2 separate regions of the Homo sapiens genome follow, and region 1 is linked to region 2. A link is an interaction called in ENCODE POLR2A ChIA-PET data of the cell type or tissue named here. Cell type or tissue: MCF 10A. All regions are shown on one strand. Each heading gives the region's core, and the rest is flanking DNA. Links, peaks and the distances in the headings are about the cores only. Region 1 holds the start of LOC105370934 (a long non-coding RNA gene). Region 2 holds the start of BNC1 (basonuclin zinc finger protein 1).

What was found. Peaks named below come from ENCODE experiments on the same cell type or tissue, not always from the same donor. Only the 100,000 strongest peaks of a DNase experiment are listed, where the experiment ranks them.
Region 1: POLR2A ChIA-PET joins it to region 2 with 30 read pairs; 3 of 35 experiments call an interaction of 5 or more read pairs at or near these places.

What each region holds. Positions count from the first base shown.
Region 1 is chr15:83,357,485-83,373,014 of GRCh38, forward strand. It overlaps LOC105370934 (a long non-coding RNA gene), which reads right to left and starts at 11,232. Exons shown (of 3, transcript XR_932546.2): 1 at 10,884-11,232; 2 at 9,570-9,638; 3 at 7,554-8,317. In MCF 10A, for the core only: no CTCF peak of the experiment used is centred there; a DNase peak (open chromatin) is centred at 8,137.
Region 2 is chr15:83,271,454-83,286,983 of GRCh38, forward strand. It overlaps BNC1 (basonuclin zinc finger protein 1), which reads right to left and starts at 13,211. Exons shown (of 5, transcript NM_001717.4): 1 at 13,077-13,211. The coding sequence starts at 13,175. BNC1-AS1 (BNC1 antisense RNA 1) reads left to right here and starts at 12,559. Exons shown (of 3, transcript XR_932542.3): 1 at 12,559-12,641. RefSeq lists enhancers at 12,602-13,102, 13,872-14,372. In MCF 10A, for the core only: no CTCF peak of the experiment used is centred there; a DNase peak (open chromatin) is centred at 6,918.

The DNA of each region.
Region 1 (15,530 bases), core at 3,355-11,354, 87 kb after region 2:
ATTCTAGGGCACAAGGTCCGCAGGTGAGAGCTGTTCATTGGTCAGTCAGCAGGCACCTGATACAATTATGGTGCAGTCAGGGAAGGCTTCCTGGAAGGGGAACAATATAAATGTTTCACAAGAGCAGGGACTCTCTTTTGTTACAGTTGTATACCCAGCTCCTAGCACAGGTCCTGGCACAAAGTAGGTGGTCAATACATGTGAGAGACAGGAAGAAAGAGAGGGAGAGAAGGAAGAAAGGAATATGGTCAGAAGGAAATGAAAGGTAATAACTAAGCTGAAAACAGATGAGTATGAGCTACACCCAGATAGGGGAAATGGGGTGGAGGTGGCAGTTAGAGCCATGCTGTGCAGTTGTATAAGTTGTACACTACACATCTCTGAGGGCACCATATACATTTATATAAACAGATCTAGAATTATGCAGCATGAAACTTGCACAGCTGTACATAGCAGTCCTAGTAACAGGGCAACAAAGAGAGCATTTCAGGCTGAGACCACAGCATGTGCAAAGCTTAGAAGTAAACAAGAAAAAGGAGAAGCATTGAATAACTAGAAGAAGCTCAGATTAGCTAGAAATCCTGAGGGTGGAGACTGTATTTTCTATATCTCTGTGTCTTCCATGTGGTACCTCCCACATGGTGACAGGTTAGGGATGGTCCCTGAATCCAAGCGAACCTTGGGTGTTTTGCCAGTACAAAGGGAGCCCAGGCCTCCATGCTGATGTGCAGCCCTATGCCATGCCCAGCCCCATCAGGGAGGTGCTCACTCTATCATGGGAGACAGACATCACTTCTAGCATTGTGCAATGGCCCTGGGTGGGGGAGAAAGAGAACTTCCAATGGTCAAGCATTTTCCCGTTTCCTCTTAGAACGGTGATTTAGGTAACTGTGAGTTTTTATGCACTGTCCTGTCTTAGCATGTCAGAATTATACAGGCCATGAAAATCATTTTGACCGTTACGTATTTTACTATTGAAGAGAATGTGGCCCATAGAGGGAAAGAAAGTCACCCAATGCCACCCACCTAGTTAGCAAAGGAATCAGGGCCCCAGGCTTATCCTTTGGATGTTCCTGCACATCAAACGGCCTCAGCAAACATTTCTGTATTCCAGTGCCTGCCTCCCCATGTTGGTGCATGGTCTGCCTGAAAGTGGGCAAGGTATGGTAAGGGGTCAGGCTCGGCCAAATTCATAAATTAAGTTGAATTTGGCACGAAAGGAAAGGAAGATGCTCAACTTCCTGAGAAAGTAGCAAAGACCTTCTATACCATGAGTTTCTCTTCTGTCATATCACATAAATGGGTTCTGTCTAGTCTAAGCCCAGAGGTGCTGACTGTCCTTAAGCTCTAAGTGACACTGTGTGGCTCCACCCTCGTTATGTGGCCCCTTAGTATCTTCTCCAGCAAGCTTCTTGAAGTAAAAGGGCAGATGCTATGCAGACGGGCATCACAGGAAAAAATAAGGTAAAACAGTTTGGAGAAAGCCACATCCAGCCTCCACACCCTCCAAGGAAGGCATGCATGTCTTCTGCCCGCAAACCTGGATGGGCAGACACACAGCATACACACAGCTCTGTGACAATGGGCATCCTCATTCAGGCTGAGGAGCCATAAACAGCCCTTGCAAGCACTCACTTTCCCAAGCAAGCCGCAGGCTTGTACCAGAGGTGCTCAGGTTGGTTCACCTGGCCCGGCTCCACCCTTGTGAAAGCGGAAAGGCCAAGGAAAAGCCCGACCGGGAGATTCTGGCTCTCTTTCTTGGCAGTGGCCATACACTTGACATGCTCTCTGTTCATGAATTTCCTTTTTTGTCTGGGCATAGTAAACTATTGTGGCTAAGGCAAGCCTTGGCCCACGGGGCAGGCAAGTCAGAGCCCTTGGCAGCAGCCTCCCTCAGAAGCCCTGACTTGCTTGGACCCTGCATCACCGAGGAGTAACGACTTACACTTCATCTCCTGTGCTCTTTTCCCCAGGACGGTTTTGCTCATTACTGCGTCCTCCTTTCCGCTAGGTGTTGCCAGAAATGGGATGTTAGTGAGTCTCCAGTATTTGAAACGTTTTGCAAAAAATTTTACATTTCTTGCTCCCTCACAACTGCAAACAGGAAGACAAGCTGTGTTTCAAAGTTGAATGAGCGAAAAACGGTAGACTCAGTTTTTAGGGTGACATGGCCCTTCCTTCCCAGTCTAAATGAAATGATAGGAGATACATAAAAATAGGGTAAGTCTGGATTGGTACTGGTAGCTGGGTAAGGGTGCCCAGCAAATATCAGAACATTTCAAGGAAATTCTGTTAGGTTGAAAATAAGTGGTACAAAATGAAAGGAGGATGCCCACATTCAACTTGCAACTCAGCTTCCTGAGAAAGTAACAAAGGCCCATTCTCTTGAGTTTCTCTTCTATCAAGTAACAAATGGGTCCTATCAGACTTTAGGTTTGAGGTATAGTGATTTTTTTTTAGGGGGCAGGAGGAGTCTTAGACGGATTTACCTTTCTTCTTAAGAAGAAAAGTTCAAGCCGGGCACGGTGGCTCACGCCTGTAATCCCGGCACTTTAGGAGGCCGAGGCGGGTGAATCACGAGGTCAGGAGATCGAGACCATCCTGGCTAACACGGTGAAACCCCGTCTCTACTAAAAAAATACGAAAAATTAGCCGGTCCTGGTGGCGGGCGCCTGTAGTCCCAGCTACTCGGGAGGCTGAGGCAGGAGAATGGCGTGAACCCGGGAGGCGGACCTTGCAGTGAGCCGCGGGCCACTGCACTCCAGCCTGGGCGACAGAGCGAGACTCCGTCTCAAAAAAAAAAAAGTTCAATACCTTGCATTTTCTGCAGGGCCCTTGCCTCCGTCACCCTCAGCCATATGCACTGGGTGGATTTCCTTCCACCCCTCACCTCCCAGCTCCCGGGGTGGGCATTGGTTGTCTTCAGCTCCCTTTTCACTACGGGATTTAAAGCTGAGCTGCAGCAGCTACCTTCTGACCCCGAGGGGAGATACTGTCTGAGAACAGTCAACACATGGGAAGAACAGAGCTGTGCTGAGTACTAATAATATCGTTTGACCCCCACATTGAGTTGTGCCTGACACTTAACCCTAGCCCAGGACTATCCAGTCACATGAGCCAGCAAATTCCCTCTTTGCTTAATCCAACTTGAGTTGGGTTTTCTGTCACTTGTAACCAAAAGAGTTCCAACTGCTTTGGTTAGGCAGAGTACATCAATAATATAGTCTAAAGGTAATCTTACTTCCCTGAGAATCTGCAGGTGTTGGATATTGATGTGATTCAGCTTTGTGTCCCCATCCAAATCTCATCTTGAATTGTAATCCTATAATCCCCCACATGTCATGGGAGGGACCCGGTAGGAGGTAATTGAATCATCGGGGCAGTTTCCCTGATGCTGTTCTCATGATAGTAACCGAGTTCTCATGAGATCCAATGGTTTAATAAGGGGCTTCCCCCTTCACTCTGCTCTCATTCTCTCTCCTGCTGTCCTGTGAAGAGGTGCCTTCTTCCCTCTCCTGCTGCCCTATGAAGAGGTGCATTCTGCCATGACTGAAAGTTTCCTGAGGCCTCCCCAGCCATGCAGAACTGTGAGTCAATTAAACCTCTTTTCTTTATAAATTACCGGGGTTTGTCTCGGGCCTGTCCTTATAGCAGCGTGAGAACAAACTAATACAAATATAACATTAATATTAACAACTGTGCTCACAATAACATTCTATCTTCACAATATACTTTTAAAGAACAACCAACAGAAGGGAAACCAATGAGCTGTACATAAATGGCACCTACATAAACATAACTTCTTCATTCATGTGTGCTTTTAGTATTTTAATTTTCCTGAGAGCTGCCTTCATAACCAGGCTACTGACCCTCAGGGCCTTAAAGACCAAAGGAAATAGGAGGCTGAAGAAATCGAAGGTGACATGAAGTGTTCCCCTGCCCCACTGCCAAGCCCACCCAATCTGAAGATGAACATTTTAGTTTCCAAATGGGCAGAAATACTCCATCTCCCACAGGACGTTCTATGGCTATGTTAAGGAGAAAGAGGAAAAAAAATGAGAAAACTTTTTTGCTCATTTGACAACATTCTCCCACTCTCTCATTGTGCGCAGCCACAGCCTCCTTCCAATTCCTTAGATTTGCTATGCTTTTTCCTTCACATCTGTTTACCTTCATAGCACCACCTACCACCGTAGGTCATAAAATGCTTGCTGATATGTTTATTTGTGGAACGTCAGACTCTTTTCTCAGCTGTAGGGTCTGCAAGGCAGCAGCCAGGTTGGTTTTGGCCCTTACTCTATACTCAGAGGGTGGCCTAACACCAAGTAAGTACTTGTTGAATAAACGAATGAATGAAGGTATGAATGAGTGCTTGTAACTTTCCTGGGTTAAGAGGGATGAAAGAGTGTGTTTTGTCATACACGATTTTTGTCTGCGATGATTCTTTCTTCTAAAGTGTTTTATTTAATAAAAGGTTGATATTTTGTCAACTGATTCTGATCCTAGTTTTGTTTTTTTTTTTTTTTTAGAGTAAGGGGAGGAGGGGGAGACCAGTGGAGGAAGGAAGAGGGGACTTGGTACTACCTAGAAACTGGTTCTGTGCATTTATCTTTCTTTGGATGCAGGAGTGGGTTGCTTAGAGGAAGAAATGAAAGCTGTGTTGATTCTACTTCTGGAAGGGAATTTAACAGCTGCTGCCAGGAGTCATGAGGCAGTGGATTCTGGTTGATAGTCGAAATTCTGATTTGGGGTAAAAGAGCATGAATATATCTATCTTGCTTAGAATGTTCCAGTTTTACCATTACCTGGAGACCATGGAGAACTATAAGGGGAGTGGAATGTGAAGCCCAAAAAAAAAAAAAAAAACACTCTTTTTTTTGTTTTAAATTCTTGGAAGATTCATATTCAACAAAAGGGGCACAGTTAAGTCAATGACGCCTCATGCATTGGGGGAATATTATATATCCATTAAAATAATTTATATTATTATGAAACAAGCTTATGCTATGGTATGAAGTGCAGAATCTAAAATGAAATAAAACCAGAAAGACTCAGGACCCAAAGTTGTTGCTACAGAATATTAATAACTGGGTTGATAAGCTCCCTGCCTGGGGCCTGGCTTACCTCCGCAGCACCATCTCTTATCACTCCTCCTCCTCGAGGCCCCTGCCCTCTGCCCTCCAGTCACCCCAAAGCCACGTTTCACTCACACCTTCCCCCCATTGCCACCCTTTCCATCTCCTGGACAACTTCCCTTGATTCTTTAGGTATAAATTTAAATGTCCCTCCCTCAATTTAAAACCCTTCCCTAAACCCAGAGTCCATGGAAGTGCCCTGAGGTCTCAACTTAAATGTCTCTCCCTCTGGAAACCCTTTCCTAAACCCAGAGTCCACGGAAGTGCCCCGAGGTCAAGTCCCTCCTACTTACTTTTTGTACTTCCAGGTCATCACACTTAACACAAGGTCTCTAAGCTGTGAGCTCTGAGAGGAGGATGCAGTCATTCATTGCAGTGTCACTAGCATAGTGCCTCAGTAAGTAAGAATATAGACCTGAAGGAAATAGGCCAGAATGTTGCCAGTAGTTGCCTCTAAGTGGGGCAACTCATGCAGATTTGTATTCCCTTTTTTCAAGTTTTCTGTATTTTCCAAGATTTCCACAATAATCATGTATTACATCATATTGTTATGATAGCAAATAACAATAACCCTTTAATTATAAAATATCTGGAAAAGGCATAAATATAGGCGACATCAAACGTTTTCTATTTTAACAGAACAGTGGGATTTCACTTGCACTTTTTAGGTCTTTATCTGGGGCAAAACATACAAATGCATCTGAATTACAAACCCATGAGAGAGTGTGGTGGGACCAGCGGGCCATGCAGAGCTGTGTCATGACATTATGCCAGTGAGCTGCATATACCAGGGAACTTCACCCTGTTAGGGACCAGGCTTTTCATCTCTCTTATTTTCAGCAACTCTCCCAGGGCTGGAGCAGAGAAGGTGCCTACTTAATAAATGTTTGCTGAATTCCTTGATAGCAGTTTTAGAGAAGAAGCTAACTTAAACTGACCCACAGAAAAGTGGAATGTATTTTGTGCCATTGTTCTGGAAATTTAGAGATGCACAGTAGGAAAAATTTCCCTCTGCCTTGTAATAGCACAACTGGAAGGTGTATATGTCTAGTTATACCCCATTTATCTAGGGATAAGGTTTAAAGTGACCTCAATTTTCCAGACTATGACCGAAAGCAAAAATAAGCCAAATAAATAAATAGGAGCGAGAGAGAAACAAACAAACAAAAAAAGAAGCCTGTGAGCATCCTAACAAGTTCACAACGGCCGTCGAGTTCATGACCTGGAAACCTCCAAGAGCTTCACACAGCCTCCCTCAGAACATGCTTACAGGTACCTTGGACACAATTCTAACAAGCACAGCCTTGATCCTAACAAGGGTCCCATGTCATCACATACTAGGGGCGTTTTCCAAAGGGGCGCGATACCTTCCACGGTGTAAAGGCACTGGGACTTTACTGATGGCACAAGGTAAGCAACAAACATCAAAACTAGAACAGGCCTTTAAAGAACTTCTAGTGAAGTCCACCCCCTCCTTTTACAGATGAAGAAGCACAGTTAGCGAGGTTAATGGCCCCAAATCACACAACAATAAGGATGAAACTGTGACATACAATAAACACACAAGTAAACAAAAACCTCCCAGGCCCCTGACTCCCTGTATCAAAGCAACTGTAGTCAAGGGTCATCATGACCAAATGAAAGGAAGGCAGAGGAGTAAGTGCTATATTTTAGAGTGATTCCCAGCAAACATTCTTTTACAATTTTTAATTGGTTCTTAAGAATGATTATCCTCAGTTATCTGAAGTACTGAATTCTGGCAAAGTTCCACTGCCCGATATTGCTGGACAGAAAAATAACTCCTTTATATATATTTCCACCTATTGTTGCAAAATGGACTCAGTACTCTAGCTGGCTATCAGCTACACACACACACACACAGACACACAGACACACACACTTTTCATATCATCCCATTGAGCAGATAGCGTGCTTTGTGAAGGCAGGCAGACTTGTTCATTTCTGTACAGTGCCTGGGGCAGTAGTTTTTCTGGATGAATAAATAAATGAACAAATGAATGAACCTCAAGATTCAGTAGTCAAGCTGTCCTATTTAACTTTCAACACAGCACGCCCATGTCTTGAGGCCAATTCTTAAAATCCATATGGTAGATGCATTTGGTATGACAGGAAGTAATTAAAACAAACTGTAAGCATTGAGGGAGCGGTTGTCAACGCTTATTTTGATAACCAACAAACAATGTGGAAACTGCATTTTTCCCTGTAAATAGGGGCATGCTGAAAGATGGAAATGCAAAAAAAAAAAAAAAAAAAAGAAAGAAAGAAAAGAAAAACTTCAACACACTATGTAAATCCTTGGAGGGAAGCAAGAAATCACACAAAGCATTGATCTTTTACTTTTTTTAATGCAAGATTTACACACATGTAGTTTTGTGTTTCTTTGCTAACCCCTTTTCCTCCACGGATAACTGTTAAAATCATTCTCCCACTTAGTTCCCTTATTTAGTACCTCCTTAAAATTCAAGCTATTACTTCTTTTAAGGAGCAAAATTTGCAGATATTATCCTACTCATCTGCATCTTCTCCGAGACTATAAATTATCAGGATGCACCTCATGTCTAGACACCCGCAGGTGTCATTTGAATCCCTGATTTAAGCTGTTTACACCCCACGTTGTTTTATTTATCCTTCAACATCAGGTCTCTGTTTAATTAAAATTTACTTTGGTCCTCCTGGCGCTCGCCCGCACTATCCCCATAGCAGCACAGAAGTGGTTTTGCTCTTATTAATTCCACTTTTGCCTGTCTGCTCTAACCCAAGAAAGCTCTGCCCGCCCAGATCCCCAGCTTGAGTGTTGGAGTCAAAAACCACAAGCTAGGGCCAAGGATGCCTCCCGTTTACAAGCTGTTCTGCAGGCTAACGCTGATCTTCCCCAGACGCTAAATCATAATCTTCGTGTTTTTCGTATTTCACATTCTAGCCACAATTTCAACATCCCATCCCCGTGACATTAGGGAATGATAAATCAGCAGGCGGGACAGTTCCCCTGTACAGACTGGTACGGGCGGACCGGGCTCTGCCAACGCCCTCGCTCCTGCCAGATGTCGGCGCCCGCGGGGTTAACCCTTTCCGGCAGCGCAGCCTTCCCCTGCGTCCGGCCGCTTCTCCAGGCAGCTGTTTTTAAAAACGTCCGCCTCCCAGGTTCAAGAGCGAAACTCCGTCTCAAAAAAAAAAAAAAAAGTTCGATAGCTTTTATTTCTTTTCAAACTTTCCTCCTTTTTTCCCCCTTCTCCCTCCTTTCCTTGCCTTGCCAGACCTCAGTGTACTTGAAAGCAAATAAAAATGGTATCAAACCACCGGCAATGGGAATATATACTTCTCTTAAATAAGTGAGTCTGCCTTAAAACCATTTTGCTCCTTCGTCTTCACCGGATATTACTAGAAAAGGACGAGGGTGAAAGAACTTATTTTAAGGTGGAGAAATATTTAGTGCTAATTTTTTAGTTATTTGCTATTTTTAAGTAGCTTTATTGAGGTATAATTTACATATCAATGAATGCATCTATTTTACCAGTACAATTAGATAGTTTTTGAATATATTTATAGAATTGTGCCACAATAGGAATAATCTAATTTTAGAACATTTCTATCCCCTCCCCCCACCAAAAACCCGCAGTGTCCATTTGCAGTTATTTCTCTCTCCCACCCCAGGTAACCGCTAATTTACCTTCTGTCTCTATAGGTATGCCTTTTCTGGGCATTTTATACAAATGGAATCATACAATAGGTAGTCTTTTGTGTCTGGTTTCTTTCACTTAGCCTAATGTCTTTGAAGTTCAGTGCTAATGGCTTTTATTGTATGGCAAAGCCCCTTAGAATGGCCAAACTGTCCCAGAAGACTACATAATCTAACTGCACTAAGTGTGCTCTCATAGTACACACTGCATAGACACGTGCCCTAAAATAGGGTGAGAACTTCGATTAGGGTCAAATTCTGAGGTGTGTGTCTGGGGATGGGGGTGGTGGCGGGTCTGTCAAGGGCCATATGCAAATACAAAGCTTCTCAACTAGTAGTTGTATTGGTTTTGTTTCAGAGACAGAAATCCAAAACATTCAATTTACTTGTTATTAAAATGGCACATGAAAGCCACGTAGCTTTCAGAATACAAGGGCTTTTAAGCTATCTCCTTTTCACATTATCTAATAACATTCCATATGTTAAAACTAAATACAGTTGACCCTTGAATAACTTGTGGGTTCGGGACACCTACTTCCATGCAGTTGAAAATTCAGGTTTAATCTTTGACTTTCCCAAAACTTAACTACTGTTGACCTGAAGCCTGATAACAGAAACAGTTGATTAACACATATGATGTGTGTTATATGTATTATATACCATATTTTTACAATAAAGTAAGCTAGAGAAAATGAAATGTTATTAAGAAAATCATAAGGAAGAGAAAATATATTTACTGTTCATTAAGGGGAAGTGGATCATCAAAAAGGCAAGCCTTCATCCTCGTCATCTTCACGCTGAGTAGGCTGAGGAGGAGGAGGAAGAGAAGGGGTTGGCCTTGCTGTCTCAGGGGTGGCAGAGGCAGAAGAAAATCTGCCTATAAGTGGACATGTTGTTCAAGGGTCGACTATATACATTTCAGTGTTTTACATACTAAAATGATATGCTCATGTGGAAAGTGTTTTTATATTAACTACTATATAATTAATATATAGTTATATAATTAGCTATATAGTTATATAATTATAACCAATTTTTAAATTAACTAATATTATATAATCATTAAGGGAGAGCGAAAGAGAAACTAAAAGAATAGGAGGTCAAAGGCAAGCAAAAGGAAGAGAGATTTGTGAGGTGAGAGGGGAGAAGCATGAAAGAGAGTAATCTGCCTGCCCCTGCTCCAGTTCTGTTCTCAGCAGGCAGTGATGGCTTTGCAGCTTTTGGCTGCTCTTTCGAACTTCCATCACAGAATGTTCACTACAGTGCCCTGATGGGGAGCTCTTCTCCTAACTGAGGGTGATGCCTATAGCGGTGGTTCTCAGCCCTGGTTGCACATTACTATCACCTGGGGAGCTCTGAAACCATACCCATGCCCTGGCGCAATCCTAAATCAAGTGCATTACAGTGGGACCTGGGCACAAGTACATTTGAAAAGCCTCTCCAGGGGATTCTAATGTGCAGGCCCGGGCTGGGAACCAGTGGGCTTGATAGAGCAGTGCTTATCAAACTTTTACACACATAACGATCACCTGGTGATCTGGTTAAACTGTAGATTCTGAGTCAACAAGTCTGAGGTGGGGGCCTGAGAGTCTGCTTTTATAATAAGCTCCCAGAAATGCTGATGCTGCTGGCCCCTGGAACACATTTTAAAAGGTGAGGAGCTAGAGAAAATCCCAGGTTCTTTTTTTTTTTTTTTGGCATGGCATGGAGTATTCCATCATCTACTTCTGTTGGTTCTTAAAGTGGGGCCCTCCAAACCAGCAGCATTAGTATCACCTGAGAACTTGTTAGAAATGCAAATCCTCAGTCCCTACCCCAGATTTATTAAATCAGAAACTCTGGGGGGCAGCGCCCAGCAATTTGTGTTTTAACAAGTCCTGCAGGTGATGTTGATGGACATTTAAGTTTGAGAGCCACTGATCTACTTTTTTTTCCTAAGCATGCTATGCCTCTATATATGTATTCCTTCTAGCTGGCATCCCTTCGTCTTACTGCCTACTCCTCCATCCAAAGCTCTCGCCAAACTGAGATTTCCATTCTGCAAAACGCACCTTTTCTCTGACATCTTCTATCCTGTCATATGCTGGTGTTTCATAATTGGCCTTCCTAGGGCCCTGATGCATAGCATTTGCTGATTTCTGTGGTGTAAATACTCCCACCATGGCCACCTTCAAGCCATGAATGTGAAGACGCTAAAAGCAGACTTGGGAAGAGATGCACACTCACTACAGAGATGGGCTCTGGCTAGCTGGTTCCAGCACACAACTGTTCCGCTAGAGTTATCCCACCGTCTTACATATTTGGCTGTATGTCTGTCTCCTGGCTAGATAGTGCATTCCTTAAGGTTAGTTCCATGTCATTTCTCTCTGCCCTCCACCGTCTCTAGAATGGGGCCAATACATAGGTCTTTCATATCTCTTTATTGAATTGAACCCAATCTCCATTATGACATCATGAACTCACACATACACAACTGAACTTTTCAAAATGAAAATTGTTCAGTCATGAGAAGAATGTTTTAGCTTTAAAAAATTAAAATTTTGATTGAGCAAAATTTTTGATTGAGCAAAATTTACCATCTATATTTTATTTCCAGGATTTGGACACGTGTTAAAGTTAATTCTGATGGTGTCCATTGGAGACCTTAAGAATGAGAAGCACTGCTTTTATTCAGTTTAAAAGTATGCGTGGAGGCCGGGCATGGTGGCTCATTCCTGTAATCCTAGCACTTTGGGAAGCCAAGGTAGGCAGATTGCCTGAGCTCAGGAGTTCGAGACCAGCCTGACCAACATGGTGAAACCCCATCTCTACTAAAAATACAAAAATTAGCTGGGTGTGGTGGTACACGCCTGTAATCCCAGCTACTCGGGAGGCTGAGGTAGAAGAATCACTTGAATCCGGGAGGCGAAGGTTGCAGTGAGCTGAGATCGTGCCACTGCACTCCAGCTTGGGCAAAGGAGAGAGACTCTGTCTCAAAAAAAAAAAAAAAAAAAGTATGCGTGGAAGTAGAAGGCTCCAGATGATGGCCTCACATGTGGGAGCTCACATGCGGGAGGGCGCTGGGACCCCGGGAGGTGCTCCTAGCTCTGCCACTGACCTGGGCTCACTGTTGCCCCATCCCACACTCTTCATCTGTAAAGGAGGACCCTGCAATTGATTGCTAGCTCTAATGATCTGTTCTATCTCTGGTTATTAAACTTGAATTTAGGACTTCAAATTATCTTTAAACTGAGAAGAAAACATGAATTCAGAAATGTTCTTTCCATTAAAAAAAGTGTTTATATTTTATGATAAAGGGTTAAGTATGCACTATGCCCTAAAGAGTCAAGGTTTGTCTTGGCTTCTTGTCCTCCTCCTTCTGATGAATTGCTTGACACCTCCCTGATCCTGCAGCTCTTTTCTTTAGAAAATAACATTTGGTTCTGGTCATGGAGAAGCTTGGGCTTTGCTGATTTAAGGCCATAAAGAATATAACAGCAAATTTAAATACTTTCGTATCTATAAAAGCACAAGTCTTGAAATAGCAAATGTTAACATGAAACACTTAGTGTTGGGTCTTTACAATAGAGTTTTCTTTAATCATCAGTGGTTCAGTTGCTATATTTCTAATTCTCTTTCGTAACTTTAAACCTTGTATTCAGTTATAATTTTCTATATTGCTAGATCGTGTTAAGACTGAACTATAATTTTAGGGTTCAGATTTCAATGGATTAACTTTATAGTATAAACAATTAGGAAACACACTTTTTCTTTAATCTTGCATTTCAGTGACCATGGCATTGATTCTGTAGAGGTAGATTTTATCAATACATTGTGTTGTCTTATTTTAAAATACAAATAAACATCTGTGCCAATACAAGACAGCATTTTCAAGAGACTCTCCAAGAAGACTTAATTTTTTTTTGGAAAGTGGCAGGTGAGAGTTCAGGGGTACCTATTCCTTTTGCAATTCAAAAACATAAATTAGGATAATTGTTTTAGAAAATACTTGGAGAAAGAGATGTGCTGATAAGTTTGAGCTCTAATTAAGCAGCTTCTTTTACAGCTCATGCTTTAATTCAATTCCAGGTATTCTCCCCTTTTGCTAGTCAACACTGACACAGATCTGTCTACTTTAAGATCATTTGTATTATCCCTTCATTTGGGTTTACAACTTGGGTTTTAACATTAGGCGAAGGAAAACAATAAAAGATAGTTTTGAATTTACACAAGTAATTTCAGAAAGGACCTTGGCAATGTTTTTCATTCATTTTCTACTCAGGTCTCCTTAGCGTGGCAAACTGAAGGTAAAACAACCGAATTTAATGTCTTCACCCACAAAAAATCATTTTAGGGCTCCTATAGTTCACTCACTGGTATGTCATCCTCCCAGTCTCAAATTCTGGAGGGCTTCTCTTTCTTCCCTCTCCCTCACATTCTGTATCCAGACAATTGTTAAATCCTACCCACTGGTGCTTGTAATTCATCTAGAATGTATCCTCTCTTTTTTCTCTTGTTCTCAACTTGAGAGGGCATTGTCATTACCTGGGGAGCTTCGTAAAAATGTACAAACAGGGCCTTCCCTCTCAAAATTTGAAAAGATGTTCAAGGTGGGTACTAAGAAACCTTCATTTCTAACAAGCCAACCAGCTAATTTTGAGGGGCCTTCCACGAGGAGGCCCAAGAGGATGGCAAATAGGAGCCAGTTTAAGAGGGAGGAAGCCTGTTCTAGACAACAAGGGCAGCAGGCAAGGGGGCTGGGAGGCTGGGGAGCGGGGAGCAGAGAGCAGGAGATTGCCCTAGGTCTCCCAGGCCTTAGGAAAACAGCTCTAAAACCCACCAAACCTATGAGAGAGTGTGGTGAGACCAGCGGGCCTGTGAAATCGGACAAGTGGAATCTGAGGTGCCCTTGATCTCAGTTGAAAATGTCCCTTGGAAGCAGGAAATGAGGGTCAACAGCTGAGGAGAGAGATCTGGGCTGGATTTGATGGTGAACTTTCTTGGAAAGAGTCTGTTAATTGGGATTAGAAGGGAGTCAGGATGGAAGTCCACCTAAAGAGTGACTGGGCAAGATGAACCCGCAGAAGAGAGGGGAGAAAGAAAGGAAAGTGCTGTAAAAGTCAAGAGCCAAGGGAATTTTAAGAAAAAAGAAGTGGGCCGGGCGCAGTGGCTCATGCCTATAATCCCAGCACTTTGGGAGGCTGAGGCGGGCGGATCACCTGAGGTCAGGAGTTCAAGACCAGCCTAGCTGACATGGTGAAACCCCATCTCTACAAAAAAATACAAAAATTAGCCGCGCATGATGGCGGGTGCTTGTAATCCTAGCTACTCAGGAGGCTGAGGCAGGAGAATTGCTTGGACCCCAGGAGGCGGAGGTTGCAATGAGCCGAGATCGCGCCACTGCACTCCAGCCTGGGCAACAGAGCGAGACTCCGTCTCAAAGAAAGACAAAAAACAAAACAAAAGAAAGAGGAAGACAGTCACCTGAGGATTCCCTGTGCCCTGAACAGGGCAGGTATATAATAAATGTTTTCTGAACTGAACAGAAATGCTGCCCAGGCCAGAGAAGGTAAGAAGTATGTATGGAGAGGCTGTGGGTCCCTGTGTGACCTTGGCAAGGGCAGCCTTAGAGGGGTGGGGGAGTGGGCGGATTGGTTGAGGCGGGATTAAGTGGCAGGTGAGTGTAGACAGTGTAGACACTGAATAAACGTCACTGAACAAGGTAAGGGGAGAGGTGGGATGGTAGTTGAATGGGGAAGAAGGGTAGAGGGCAAGTTGGAAGATGGTAGAGTGGTAAAGAAGAAGAAATGTGACCTCCTTCCATCTGTGGGACATGGGCTTTTAATACCTGAGCTAATGAGAGAACTTCCCATATGGCTTTCCTAACTTGGTACTAACTTGCATTATTCAAAATGTTACCTCCAGGATTTCCTTTTTCAAGAAATATTTTCCCTTAGGTAAAGCCATGGTTAAGCCTGTGTTTTCTCCAAAGTGTTTGGCATTCTGCTTTCCTGACCCGAGGGATTCCTGACCTACTGTTGCCTGAGAGTGATAGATGCTACTGAGCAAGGTGCCTTGTCTGCACAATCTCATCACAGTCCCCAGGGTAGGTGTTATTATTCTCTCTCCTCCAATAAGGCAACCGACACTCACCCTCCCTCAGCTAACTGGTCAAGCTGGGATTCAAGCCTAGTTATGCTTCACTCAGAAACCTCCCCTACCCAACCCAGGCTGCACTTGCTTCAACTATAAATTCCAAAATGACTCGACTACTTTCGCCCAAAGTTCCTGACCTTTCTACATTCCAGACAGTTCTTTCTAATTGAGGTGTCGTTTCTTTAGTTGCTGAAGGCAAAGCTCTTACAATTCTGCCCTAGCCTCCCCCTCCTGCCTCAGTCCCTTCACAAACCACATAGAGATCCGAGATTCGGCAAGGGGAGCTGCCTGCTGCTAAGCCACTAGAACCACGTGTCTGCCCTGCCTTGCCCTGCGCTGTGCCATCTGCTGTCTCTGCCTCACAAATGCAAAAGCATGCCTGAGCCAGCCTCGTGTGTGGTCCAGCACTCCTACAGAACCCCTTCTAGCTTAGAGAGAAATCACATCTACTTAGCACCCTTATTGAAATGCTAGGCACTGTGGTGGGTGTGTGGTAGATTGCGTCTGATTTAATTCATCCAGTATTGCAAGCTGGATGCTGTCCTTTCCATCACACTGTGCCT
Region 2 (15,530 bases), core at 2,401-10,400:
CAAAAAACAGGAAATGTGGGAGAAAAGGTTTTGCTCTTGTAAACTGTACAGTATAATACAAAAAACTCCATGTGATTAACACTCACTTTAATAATGCATGCATTCTCAAGGGTGATGCTATCATCCCCAAAGGAATAAAAATTGGTCTTGGGGGGTGAAAGAATTACTCTATGTATAAACACAGATGTACATACATACATAAACCTATATCGCAATGGTGTGATCCTAAAATTTCTTTGGAGAGGCACAATTAAGAAAAAATGTCTAAAATCTCCTTAGGTGTGGAGGTTAATGAAAAAAAATCAAGAAACACTGTTCTAATGACAGAAACTATTTTACTTTTTGGTTACAGAGTTTCTACTTGCATATACACATACAAATGTATTAAATACATGAACAGTATACATCTATGTAAGTATACCTATATACATAATTATATAGTTACCTTGAATGTAAGTTAAAGGATACAAGTGAGTGATGGTTGAATTTACATTACACACTGTCAAAACAAAAATTCTAAAAGGCACGATTAACTTAGTTTGTAATACACCTAAAACGTTGTCCAGCATCTCAAACTTGGCTGCAACCCTCTGAACATCAGCTCACGGATGAACCAATTATTGCTACATTCTCAATAGCACCAGTACACTCAGTACTAAACCTCTGAAATATTTCACAATCTTGATTCTATAAATATGACCATTTTACAGAAAAATTTTAAAAGGGAGAAAAGTTCTTATTTTGGATTATATCCCTCAAAATGCCATTCCTTTTTTTAAAATTTTTATTTATTTTGAGACGGAGTCTCATTCTATTGGCCAGGCTGGAGTGCAGTGGCACAATCTCGGCTCAATGCAACCTCCACCTCCCAGGTTCAAGTGATTCTTGTGCCTCAGCCTCCTGAGTAGTTGGTATTACAGGCATGCACCACCACACCTGGCTTTTTTTTTTTTTTTGTATTTTTAGTAGAGACGGGTTTTGCCATGTTGGCCAGGCTGGTCTCGAACTCTTGACCTTAGATGATCCACCTGCCTCGGCCTCCCAAAGTGCTGGAATTACAGGTGTGAGCCACTGCACCAGGCCCCATTCACTCTTTAAAAACAAGATGTTGGAATTATATGAGTAAATTCACATTTTGCTTATTTGGAAAATAAGACCTGCTTTAACCAGAAGTAGAGATGTCCTTAAGCACATGCTTCCTGAAGACTCTGCTCAAAAGGCTCACGCAACCCAGGAAACCAGGTGACTGTCTCAGGTTCAGCACAGCAAAATCATAGAGGGAACAATTCCAAGCACATTTCATAGATTAATACTGAAACTTATTTTTTGCATCTCGTCACCTAGGTCAGGTTTTCTCAACTTTGGCACTACTGACATTTTGGCTGGATAATGCTTTGTAGTGGGGGGCTGTTCTGTATGTACGACATCTGATCAACATCCCTGACTGCTACAAACCAGATGCCAGTTACACCCTACCCTCCAGTTGTGACCACCAAAAATGTCTCCAGACACTACCAAATGCCCTTGGGGGGGGGCCTATACCACTCCCATGGGCATTTGGGGCCTATAGTTTTAGTTTGGGGGCAATTTTAGCTTCAGTTTCGGGATAATTTTAAATAATTTTGTCTATAATTCAATGAATGAATGCAGCTTTATGAGAAATATTCTTGTGGTTCTCCATGAGCCCATTTGAATAAGGCTTAATAAAGCTCATTAAACATCTATGGAAATAAATCTCAGAGGAATTATTTATGAACTAAAAAAGCTAATTACAGTGTCTAAGAAAACTTCCAATATCAAGGCCCTTGGGTTTTTCCACCCATCTTAGAACTCCACGACATAGTAAAATTACAGCACCATTATCTAAAGATAAATGAAAACTTCTAAAATGAAATTAAATGAAAATATTCTAATTACAGGACAAAAAGTACTCATGTAAATCAAAACGGAAAACTCTTAAAATGTATAGCCTTTGGAATCCATTCTTGTTCCATTCTTCAGAAACATAAAGCAGATGTTTACAACATTCTGAACTCATCAAGACACAATCATTGCTTTTTAATGCACTCATCTTAATCAGACTATTTTCAGAATTGTTATTAATCACTTTGATGTGCTACAAATCAACATTCAAAATCCTGGTTTGCTTTTTCGTAACTATCGTTTTCTCATTTATCTAAAAACTACTGACACACCTAGTATGTGATGGAAGATTGGGTTTTGCAGTCTTGGGATAGAAAGTTATGACCTAGTTTTTAGGCACGCTCCTGGACCCACTTGGTCTCTCGGACACCCTGTTCTACCTTTGGCTTGAGGAGATGCTACCACAGGCCTCTTGTCAGGAGATGCTGAGTTGAATTCCTGGCAGTGATCAGGCTAGGCACATAGTTGGGTATATACATAGATATTCAGTGCCAGACAGAGTAGGTCTCTCATGGGATTTGAATTGAGCTCAGAATAAAAACTGTTTAGTTCAAGGCTGTTTTCATCTCTAGTATGTGCATATACTTTCATTTCACTGAAGATAAACCCAGGGGGATATTCCTGGGGGACTAACTGGTAAGGGGAAGAGGGAATTTTGGGGTTCCCAGATTCACAGCACTGGCCCTTTGAAGGGAGTCATTTGTATTAATTAAAATTAAATAAAATGGCCAGGTGCGGTGGCTCACGCCTGTAATCCCAGCACTTTGGGAGGCCGAGGTGGGTGGACCACGAAGTCAGGAGATTGAGACCATCCTGGCTAACACGGCAAAACCCCGTCTCTACTAAACAATACAAAAAATTTGCCGGGCGTGGTGGCAGGCGCCTGTAGTCCCAGCTACAGGGGAGGCTGAGCCAGGAGAATGGTGTGAACCTGGGAGGCGGAGCTTGCAGTGAGCTGAGATCGCGCCACTGCACTCCAGCCTGGGTGACAGAGTGAGACTCCATCTCAAAATAAATAAATAAATAAAATGTAAAATTCAGCCCCTTGGTCACACTAGCCACATTTCAGGTGCATAGTAGCAACATGTAGATAGTGGCTACTCTATTGGACAGTGGAGATACACAACATTTCCATCATCACAGAAAGCTCTACTGGACAAGGCTGAGTTCAATGGTAGGTAGATTAGCCACCCTTCCAGCATCTGCTTTTTGACGTGGTTTATCATGTGATCTATTTTAAACCTCACTACAGTACTGTGAGGAGAGAATTATTCTCAGAAACTTAAATTTATGGAAGATTTGTAACATGCCCAGGGTCACGCAGTTGGTGAGCCTTATTGAGCATTTATTACATGTGAGATACTGTACTAATCAGTGTACAAGAATTATTTCATTTCTTTCTCACAACTACCCAGGGAGATTAGGTATTACTATCCCGATTTTATAGATGAGGAAGGTAAAGAACTTACAGGCTACTGGGATGGTCTCAAATTTGGATACTAGGGGAGGATTACGCCTTGAAATATCAGTATTTGGTGCTAACTACAGTTATGGTTTCATTTAATTCCTACAACCACTTTCAGAGTTAGGTATTATCATACACATTCTGCAGATGGGGACATTAAAGTTCCACACAGTAAAGACATTTCATTCATTGAATAAGTATTTACTGAGCATTTATGAGCCAGGCATTGTTCTAAATTCTACAGATTAAAATGTTGAACAAAACTGATAAGGTCCCTACCTTCAAGGAGCTTATATTCTAAAGGGCAGAGACAGGAAATGAACAACAAACAGTATCATTTCAGAATAAGGCAAGTGTTATGAAAGAACTAAGAAGAGGCCAGGCGCAGTGGCTCACGCCTATAATCCCAGCACTTTGGAAGGCCGAGGCAGGGAACCTGAAGTCAGGGGTTCAGGACCAGACTGGCCAACATGGCGAAACCCCATCTCTACTAAAAATACAAAAATTAGCCAGGCGTGGTGGCGCATGCCTGTAATCCCAGCTACTTGGGAGGCTGAGGCAGGAGAACTGCTTGAACCCGGGAAGTGGAAGTTGCAGTGAGACGAGATTGTGCCACTGCACTCCAGCCTGGGCGACAGAGACTCCATCTCAAAAAAAAAAAAAAAAAACTAAGAAGAAAGCTATGCTAATGATTTAACTGGGTGGCATGGAGGGATAGGGACAGGAGTAAGAATGTTTTAGATTGAGTCATCATCAAGAGCCTTTGAGGAGGTAACATGTGAATTGAGTCCCAAGGCATGCCAAGGAGTTGGTCATGTGCAGACTGGAGAGAGAGGAAGTATTTAAGGGAGAAGGCATAGCAAGTGCAAAGGCTCTCAGGCACAATAGAGATGGGTGTTCAGGGAAGAGTTAAGGGGCCAATGTAGCTGGAGTGAAGTTGTTGAGGTTATTAGCAGAAAATGAGAATAAGACAGGTGTCAGAGACCACTGTGCATAGGACCTTGTGGGGCAGGTGAAGGAGTCTGGATTTTAACAGTAAGCCTTTTTTTTTTTATGTATGAAATGAATATAATCTCCCTGTTAAAAAGATACCTCTGGCTGCAGGGCTGGGGAGCCCGAGCCCCTTCCCGTTCACCTCACCGGGCACCTTTCACTGAGAGGTAGTAAAACCTAGGATTGGCCTCAACCTATGTCTTACTTCCAGTTAAGCCATGTAAAAACTTCAGCTCCATGCCTTGGTGCCTTTGGCCATCATGTGGGCTGGAAACCTACTCCTGCCTACCTCAGAGGCCTGTTAGCCATATTAATGTGGATACACAGATGGGGAGCTGAAGCAATCAATCAAAACAGTGAGACTGTTACTGCTGCCAGACCCACAACAAGTAAGTTCTTCGGTCTTCTGGGCTCTGGTTGTCCGACTCTGCACAGAGCTACCAAAAATATCTAAGGTAAAAGCCCCTAAAAAAGTTGCTTCACAATGAATCATTCCTGCAAGAGGCAATGAAACAACTAAAACTCCAAACCAACACTTAGCACTGGGCCTGATACTTGGTAAGCCCTCCACTGGTATTATCTGAGAAAGTAAACGAATGATTGAACAAATCAATGAGAGAACTGTACTATGCTTACTGATTATTAATCTTTTTCCCCCAGTTATCTTTTTCCCCAATATGCCTTAGTAAAAATAAATTTAATTTCCAAGTCTCAGTTGGTGGTCAGGTGACTTAAGTACTGACCAATGGTATACAATACAAATTGTTGGGTGAAGTATTGTAGAAAACTCCTCATAAATAGCAGATGACTCTACTGTAAGACCTGTCTGCCTTTCCCTCTTCCTCTTTCTTGGAACAAGAACCTGATGGCAGGAGCTCAGATACCATTTTGTGACTATGAGGCAATACCGAGGTCATGCCCTAAGGATGGCTGAGAAGAAAGAGTAGCAACTATTATTTAGGAATTCTTTTAATTTGCAGCCAAATGCAGTTTCTAGTTTACACACTGATCTTCCAGTTGACTATGGAGAGGGCCATGTAAAAACCACGTGGAAAATGACTCACTAGCAGAGATCACCGAAGTTAAGTTTTAGAGTCTGTGGTCCTCTCTTACGTGTGAGATTCTAAGGCTATGCCAGATTCTCAGTGGAAAAAAATCGTAACTCTTCAACTTTAAATTTAAAAACCCAGTCTGGCAAACCACAAATCACTTTTTAACAGCCACCAAGTTTACAATAAAAATGCTTCAGGATTTTCTTTTTTTGAGACAGGGTCTTGTTCTGTCACCCAGGCTGGAGGACAGTGATCACTGTTCACAGCAGTCTCTACCTCCCGGGATCAAGGGATCCTCCCACTTTATTCGCCCTCCCAAATCTCACATAGGCGCATGCCACCATAACCAGCTAATTTTTAAAAAAATGTTTTTATAGAGACGGGGGTCTCACTATGTTGCTTAGGCTGGTCTTGAACTCCTGATTCACTTTTTTTCTTTTTTGGAGACAGTGTGGCTCTGTCGCCCAGGCTGGAGTGCTGTGGTGGGATCTTGGCTCACTACAACTTCTGCCTCCCGGGTTCAAGTGATTCTCCTGCCTCAGCTTCCTGAGTAGCTGGGACTACAGATGTATGCCACCACACCCGGCTAACTTTTTGTATTTTTAGTAGAGATGGGGTTTCACCATGTTAGTCAGGATGGTCTCTATCTCCTGACCTCATGATCTGCCCACTTCGGCCTCCCAATGTGCTGGGATTACAGGCATGAGCCACCGCGCCTGGCCAGTTTTTTCTAAGTAGTACTTTTTAAATGTTGAATATAGATAATTGTTGCTAACGTGCATATCAAAAACTGCCAATCAGGACACATAAAACAAGACATCTTTTAAAGCAGCTGGGCTACCTTTGGTGTCTAGGTGGAGAGCCTGGCTTCACTTAACCTGTTGTGAAATTGTCATTCTTACTCTTTCTGTGGCTGCAGAGCTAGCCTTCCTGGTTTAGGAAACTGCATCATTCAAGGGTGGGAGTTAATTCTCTACCCCACTGCTCTTTGGAGCTACTTTGCCTCTGCACTTCTTACTTTCCTTATTAGAACTGGATTTTTTTTTTCTCCTTACCTTCCCACCTCTCACTTTTCACTCCTTTCACTTTTTCTTTTTAAGTTTCCCATTGTTTTTCTTACATATGAAAACCCACAGAGGTACAACTAGGATTCTGAAAAATAGTATCACCCTTTGCCAAATAGGTAATAAGGACAACCGGGAAGAAGAGAGGTGAAGCCCACTAAGTCCTTTAATGTGAGGCAGCTTATCTGCAGGTGAGAGTGTCGGACTTTAGCTGACCTTGAGAAACACACATGGGGCAGACACTCAACACATCATGCCATCATCTTCCACTAATAGTTTAAGAAAATGATAATCATTTATTTAACAAGGTTTTTATTTGTTTGTTTCTAAAGCATCTACTATGTACTTGGTAACCATGGGGAGCTTCATGGAGATACAAAGATGAGTAATTGCCAGTGTCTGACACTAGGGAAGACTTGAATGACTGCAAGAAAAAATCACACAACTGGGTTGGTCAAAAACAGCAGAGTAGAGAATATGATTTGTCAAAAATTAGCATGAGTCATTCACTGTGTTAAAATCTAGGAATTCAAAATATACTCAAAACAAACAAAACTCATTGGCCACTTTTAGAAAATGCTAGGAAACCAACTAACTATTCTGAAAATTGGTAAACAAAGGAAAAAAATCAAATGTGTATCCTTTGCTATATAACCTGTATTTCAGGGTAAAAAAATCATTGATGAGACAAAGATTATCTCTGAATGTGGATCAAATAAATGAAGAACTGGAGTATCACCATTCCGCAACTCCTAATGAAAAATAGGAGGCCATTTGTCTCTGGACTGAAGGATACATACCACCACACATATGGTGTTCTTGATAAAAAAGTTCAAACCTGAATTGGATCAAGCCTCTTACTCAACTCCAATTTAAGAATATACAGGAGATACAGGAATGTTTAAATGATACTACAAGGAAATAATCATTGAAATTCAGACCAGGGAGCACTCTACAGGACAAATGATCCAGCTTTTTCAACAAATAAATTGCAAGGAAAAAAGTAAAGTATGAACCTATATATTAAAAAAGACAATGTACGGACCTTACTTGAATCCTGATTTGAAGAAACCAACTGTAATATAAAGTTTGTCAGGTAATCAAGGAAATTTGAACACCAATTAGAAATTTAATGACATTACAGTTATTGTTAATTTTTTAGGTGCTCTATGGTATATTGCCCTGGTTTTTTAAAAAAGAGCCTTTGTATTTTAGAGCTTCATATTATAATATATATGAATGAAATTATATAATGCCTAGGATTTGCTTTAAAGTAATCTAGTGTTGGTTATGATGGGTAGGAAATACAGATGAAATGAGACTGGCCCAAAGTTGGTAACTGTTGAATCCCCAAGCACATATTACATCAAGTTTCATTCTAATTTTGATTGTTTGAAATCTTCTATAATAAAAAGTGAAAAAAATAAGTCAAACTCCTACTCTCCCCCAAATTAAATAGTTTGAGTGGGATAGGAGAAATGGAGAAGTCAAGGTTGTACAGAGAGGCCAGAGAGGGCTTCCTCCAGGAAGAAGGCATGCTCTCATCAGTGCATGCAAGAAATACCACAAGCCTAGGTACAATGTAAAGCTTAACATGTACATATGTGTCAGGCCAAGGAGCCTGGGCCACAGAGCACAGGTCTCTGTTACGGGCAGTGAGACCTACCTTGAAAGACAAAATAAGGTGGGCCTGGGCTGTCCAGATGAGCAGCCAGGAGTCTCTTTATTGGGTTCATAGGATCATTGGCTTTCTACAATGGGGAGGCACTGTTTACCACAAGCATGGTTAAAAGGAGATGTGGGGAGCCTCAGAAACCAGGTAGTCAGCATTTGCAATATAAACACAACACTAAAGGAGAATGGACAAAATCTGGTTTCTCACTCCAAGTATGAGGATGAAATGAGAGACCAAAGACTGAGGGCATGGAGAAGGGTCTGGCAGAGAAAGGGCAGGTGGGAGGTAGAGCTCCTTCAAGTGACAGATATTGATTGGGCTGAGTCTACCTGTGAGTTTAAAGTATGCATGACACATTTGTAGTGTTCTCTAGCTGCTTAGTTCAAAGACTGTGATGGGGAAAATACTTGTTCTTTTGATGTCTATGAATCAAAGTATAAACTGTGTGCCAAAATAATTTAATGTCTGTGCTTTTTTTCTTAAAATTATTAGTTTCAAAAACTGAAAATCTATGAAATAGCTGAAAAACATGCAAACACTACCTTAAAAGCCAAGCCAAATATTTCTTCTTTAAAAAAATTTAAGAACTGTACAGAAATGTAAATTATATGGATATATTTTTTCCTTTATAACCTAATTTGGGAAACCTCAGAGGTAATCTTTAGAAACCTTTGATAACAAAAAACCAAAAGATATTAATTGCATGTAAAGGGAACTTTCCGAACATAGTTGAATCAGCCTGAGGAAAAAAATACAGAGCAAAACACTTACACTTTAGCATAATTTTACCTAAGTTACATAAGCAATGCAACTTCACTACTGCTGCTGATACAAAATAAAGACGAAATTGTGAACATTTCTAAGTAAGATTTTGTAAAACATTCTTTTGGGGACTCATTGAGAACTAGGTTTTTGAAACTAAGTTTTTAAAAAGAAAAGATCAAACTTAGTTAATTATGCCATCCTGATCCCTTGCTTCAAATTCAGTGTGAAGTATCATGAAATGCTAAGAGTTGACAGTATAAAAATTTTACCTTCATAATGAATAATGCAAGAAACAATTAGAGGACTACAGAAAAAGGACAACACTTCCGGAAGCTGATGTACAACTAGAAAAGAAATTTGAGGTTTGAGTATTTGGTAGGATCACACAAATAATCTGTAGGAGACCATCAAACTAATCTAACTATATGAAAAAATGTTAGAACCCTGAATTAAGAGTTTACCTGAGGCAACTATTTCCCTATGGACAGGGCTGTTTGGACCTGACCCTCACATTTTATTTCTCCATCTCTCTTTTGTTTCACATTAGTTGAATGAAATTATCATTTCCCCAAGGCAGAGTCCTCCTGTGATTTGTTAGGCTGGTTTATAATAATGAGTCCATGTGTAGACGGCAAGAGTGACAGTCTGTTTGCCGATAACTAACTATGTGAGGTTTGAGAAGGCCCAAAATTGGACCCTGGAGAAACAAGTCTGTTCTCTGTTTATACCCACCCTCTTCGGCTGAAATAGGCATGTGTCCGTGCAGAGAAATGGTGCCACAGTGGAAGCTTGGAATTTCCAGAATTAGGAAAAGGACTTCAAAGAATGACAAGATATGCAGAAATAAGGTTTTCAGGTGGAAACCAGTTTAAAAGGAAAAAGAAATGCTTTCCAGATGCTTCTTTTGAGCAGAATCCAGTTATCTTTAACATCTCTCAGAGAAGTCATCAAAAATAAAGAAACAAAAACTCTGCAGTAGAACACTTGGAATTACGTAATTAAAAGAAAAGTACCAACTCCCTAAAATCTTGATTTTAGATACTAAAAAGATGGGTGGCTCATCATTGAGATTTTACCTTAGCTAAGGTATTTTCAGTTCCTTCTAAAAAGGACAGTTTCTGACAAAAGTAACCCACTCTAAATGACATCTGTAGAGGAGAAAATTCACCCTGGGGTGAAGCACACTCCTGTAAGTAATTTACCCTGTGGAACCTTCAGGGCATCCCTTTTAATGGCCACATCAAAATTACTTCTAAAGCCACATACAGAAGCTAAAAGACACTTCTGCCCCCCACTCCATAAGCTGCAGTTTAATTTTACTGACAAATTGAACTTTTAAAATGTTTCCCTGTTTATACTTATCCCTAGGCATTCATAAATGACAAATGTGTGCTTAGGGACAACTACTTTGTTCCACAGGGAAACCTGTATGGCTTTTCTCTCTCATCTATCGGGTTGGATCGTCTTTCCAATCTGATGATCTTGAGGTACAGAAAGTGGGCATGGGCCTGGGATGCAGGCCTAACTGCTACATGGGGGAGATGCAATAAAACATAAAATAGCCCTCCAGTAAATCTCATGCTTCCAAGGCAATTACTTCATGTTAGTCAATATTTCTAATGAGAATTATAACCACAGCAAACAGATCACTGTAGGTATCAATGGCCAAAGAACTTTAACCACTTTCTGAAGGAGGAGAATGTCCCTAAATCCTTACTAGTCTGAAGGGACACTATAGGTACAGATGATATTCAAATTAAATTATGCAGATGCCTGAACATAATTACGAGTTCCCAAAGTGTGAGCATCATGTGTGCTAGGTGAAGATTTCACCACCTCTTCTCAGCATTTAACTACAACAGGAACACGTTCAACCAACAGTTGACTTGAAATAGTAATAGTTTCTTGGTGAAATTAGTTAGCAAACTTATTAGATGAGAAATCAAACGATGACTCGTATCTTATTCGTTTTAACCATCTGAAAGTATGCCAAAAAGAATAAAGTTATTTCTTAAAATTCATCATCACAAAAGGAGAAGCCATCTTTTCACACCTCTTTAAAGAGCAAATCAAATCCAGTACAATTTGTAACATCTGAAGTAATGTTCTTTTATATGATGTACAAAATTTTATTTTGACAAACTATTTTAACAAGGTTTTAATATGTATCAACGAATCTGGGAAGGGATCAATGAAAAGAGAGTCAGTGTATCCATCACTGAACAAAAGTTTCAATACATTAACACGTATTTGCAAACTCAGGGTCGAAGACTTAGAATCTTATCAAGAGATCCCATAAAATCGAATAGCAAATTAAATAAACAGCGAATGAAAAAAAATCTGCCAAATGCTGTTTTTCAATTCACTTACTGTCAAGCCAAAATCTTGTCGCTTTGATGAAAAGAATATATTTTTAAAAAAATTGTTGCTACATCTGCTCTGTGGTCCTATGCAGTAACACATGTTCTCTCTCCCTCACACACACACTCTCTCTCTCCCTGACAGGGATTCCCAGGACACCGGTGGGGCCTCTTTTAGGCCCCTTAAGTGTTAACAGCAAGAGGCCTGGCTGAGACCAGGCGTCTGGGCCGCTTTAAATGCCCTGGCCTTCAGAGGACTGAGGCGAGCACAGCCATAAAACCAGGGGACGTTACCGAACCCCCGAGCGTCTGATGCCCCCCGCCCCCCAACCACACACAACTTCACTCACACAATTAAGGCTGGGAGATGGCATTCCACTTAACTGTCAGACTCGGAGCGGTGGCAGCCCCGCAGCCACAAAGAGATGCCTTAAATGAGAAGAACATGTTTCTACACCGCATTTGTGAAAGTTTGGCTCGGAGCTACGCGCTGATTAATATCAGATCTCCTTCACTCGCCTCGCCACAATCTTGTCACATCTGGCTGACAAATCCCGAGGAACTCCGGCAAAGCCAGGCGGCGGCGGGGCTCCGGGTCTGGGCGGCGGCTCCGGAGGAGCAGCGGGAGACCCCGCAGCGGCCTCCTCCTTCTCCGCCCGCGGCCCCCAGCCTCGCCGCCGCCGCCCGGCTCCCAGCACGGAACCGACGGGGCGCTCCCGAGACGGGCGAGCCACGCGCTCGCAGGTCCCAAGGCCAGGCTGGGCGGGACTGTTAAGGGAGCTCGAAGTCGGGGGCCGGGGGCTTCCCGTCCCGGCGCTTCCCATGCAAACCCCTGAAGGAAGCGGCAGGCGCAGCCGCGGGCTCCGCAGCCCAGGCCCACTTCCTGTCACTCCAGGAAAACCTCGGAGCGGCGGACGCGGCTCGGCCCGGCTTCCAGCCCAGAGCCCAAGCGCCTTAGCCCCGTCCCAGCGCTTTCTGAAAGACGGGCCACCTCGCGCGGAGCCGCGACAAGGACTCCAGGGTCCGCAGTGAAGCTGGTCAAATCTGCCCCGCACACGGTCAACGCTCGGTCTGTGTCCCGGAAGCTTTCGGACCGGACCTGTCTAAATAGCGACTTTCAGTCGTGGGTTTTTTGTTCTTGTGGGTTTGTTTTGTTTTTTGTTGTTGTTGTTGCTCTACAAAAGATTTGTCCCGCAGTGGACGGGAGCCTCCTCACGGCCGCCCGCCCGTCTCCGCAGTTCTCCTCAGTGACCGGAGGCTGCCGCGCGCCCCGTTCTCCAGAGAAACAATCCCCGGAGAGAAAGACGGCCAGTGTGAAATATCAGCTGTTTCACAAATTCTGAGGTAAAAGAAAAAAAAAAAAAGAAGGGGTCGACCCCCACAGGTGGAAACAGCAAGTCCTAACGTCCTGGGCTGAAGCCTGGGGTGCGGGCGGCAGAGAGTGGCGTGTAGGGTACCCGCCGAGTGCCGCCGCCGATTTCCACAGGCTGGCCCGCCGGCACCTCCGACGCGCCCGCAGATCCGGCGCGGAGACCGTTTGCCAGCTCCGGGACGTCGGGCAGGGACGGGTCCCAGAGCCCCAACCCCCCCGCCGCCGCCTCCCGGCCGGAGACCACGGTCCCTCCCGCCGCGCCTCGGGGCCGCGCTGCCGCGCAGGTAGCCAGCTGGCCCTCGGGAGGTGGCCCTCGGGTACCCACGGGAGCCGGAGCCCAGCGGCGTCCCGGGCCGCCTGCTCCGCGCACAGAGAATCCCCGCGCCCGCGGAGGGCGCCGCGCTTACCTCGGCCATCCTGCGACCGCTGCGGTGCCGGGGCTGCCGGCGCGTCTCCCGGGCCCGGGCCGCCCCGCGTCCGCCCCGGCTCGGCGGGCGCCGCCGCATCCACGCTCCGGCCGTCGGGGCGCGACCCGGCGAAGTGGGCGGCTCCCCAAGCGCCCAGGCTGCGCAGCACGATGGCCGCCCCCGCCGCGCACCGCGTGTGCCCGCACGCCCGCCCCCTGCGCCCCGGGGACGCCTCTCCGCCCCTCCCCCTGCCCCTCCGCCCACCGCGCGGTCGCCCCACGCCGCGGGCGCTGCTTCGCCGCCCGGGAGGCCGCCTCCCGCCCCGGGACCGGATAACGCCCTAAATCAGCGCAGCTGAGGCGAGGCCGTGGCCCCCGCAGACCGCGGAGACCTCGCCGGCGGCCGGCGCGGAGGTGTCTGCCCCCGCCGGGCTTGAAGGCACTTGTTGGTAAAAGACACAGACGTGTCGGTGTTTGCCTCTCCCGGGGAAGGGCGAAACGCTCTGAAGTTCTCTGGCGCTCTTCTCAGGAGATGATTCGGCCTCCCCTCCTACCCTGGGGCGCCCTCGGGGTCTCACTGCCGCGGAGGAAGAAGGCAGCGCCGCCCTCGCCTGCAGAAACCTCATTCCCGAGAAAGTGCGGGACGAGCGTCTTGGGATGTGGAAGAAGGGGGTCGCCAGGAGGTTTTCTTAAGAACTCAAAACAAGCGCCCCCCACCGCACACGCACACACACACACACACACACACACACCCCTTCCCTTGGGTGGTCTGAAGAGTCAAAGTCCCAGCTTGACCACTTTCCCAGGACAAATGGCTTTGCTCTCTGGGCCTCAGTGGCTTCAGTTGTAAAATGGGATTAAGTTTTTCGCGTCTTATTGGATGCTAGGGACGGAATGAAATGAAGTGCCCTGGAGAAGCCAACTGGAGGTGGTGGCCCCGAGAGTAGACGCGGAGGGGCTGAGGCCGCAGGATCCTGGAGCCCAGGAGCTGACGGAGATCGCCCACAGCTGCTGCAGCAGCGCCCGGGTTTCTGCTGCCCCGGGGCAGGGCAAGCCTCTCCCAACCTCTTCAGCTCCTTAAAAGGAGTCTGTAAAGGCTAGACTGGGGGGGCGGCGGGGGTCCTGCTTCCTCTTCCCTCAGTTTCTTCCACCTGCCTTGCTGCTGGTGGGGATCCTTGAAAAGGAAACAAAGCTCTTCCTTCCCTCTCTGAGAGGAAAAGGAAGATGAAGTGAGTTGCCCTCAGCCACCCAGAGTGTGCCTGGTTGTGGCTATGGAAGGCACAGGCAGGTGGAAGGCTTCTGAAGGGAAGAGAAGGGAAAGGAGGGAACAAGGTGTACGAGGAAGAATGTGTGGGTGTCTGGGCGTCCTGGCGTCCTGGGGTCCAGCGGGTCCTTCTGCCTCTCCTGGGGTGGACACACAGGTGAGTGTCCTGGGCCTGATGTGTGGCGCCTTTCCTTGTAGGCTTGAAGTCTCCTGGCCTCACGTGATGGACCTTGCCGTGGGAGGAGATTCTTTTTTTTTTTTTTCACGTGGCTAACTTCTTGATGTAGCTTTGCTAGATTCATTCCGCATCTAAACTGCTTACCTCTCATTCCTCCGTGCCCCCGTATTGAGGCCTTTCTTCTAACACCTCCTTCTCTGTTTGTTGTAACACAGTGCATCTTTGAAGGACTTTCTGGAATGTCACCACATCTCAGAAACCTTCCCTGATCCACCAAGCCTCCACTCGATGTGCTTTTGCCCTGTTGTGACCCCCAGGCACTTTTTTCTGCCTCTTTCATCGTGCCAGTAGCATTGTGTAGCCTAGTTGTGATGTGTGCTTGTCTTAATTCCTTTGGTGGTTACTCATCTTAGTGGCTTCTGTGCTATGAGATACGGTAGCAGATAAACCTCTGGTTTTGCAGTCATAGTGACCCAGGGATAGCTCATTCCTAGCAACTGGAAACTGGCTGAGGAAGTCAGCCTTCTTGGCCCCTCTTTTCTTCTCTATAAAAGCAGATATGAAAGCCTGTCTCAGGCCAGATTGGTAGGACTAAATAAAATAGTCTCTGTTCTGCAAACCCTCTCCCCCTTTCCTTTCTGCTGCATCTAAAACCAATTTCTGGATTAACTTAAATTTGTTACCTACAATAATATTGTAACCAAGAGAGATCCTTGATGACAATATTACTGAATGCCACCTATGCCTATTATAAATACACCACAATGTCTATGTCCCAGGCGGTGGCCCACTTCAATAACTTTAATCTGTCCAATTGAAAGTTTTGGTCATTATCTTTATATTAATTGCAACTAAATTATATGTGTTTTAGTAAAACTTTCTGCTAGCAACAAATATCAGAATCAACTGTGTAACTCTATTCCTGGCTACAAACACAAGAAGGATTCTGGCAGTACATAATTTGAAAACATGAAAACAAGCTGCCTCTTCCAACATGTACTGTTGGGATCGAC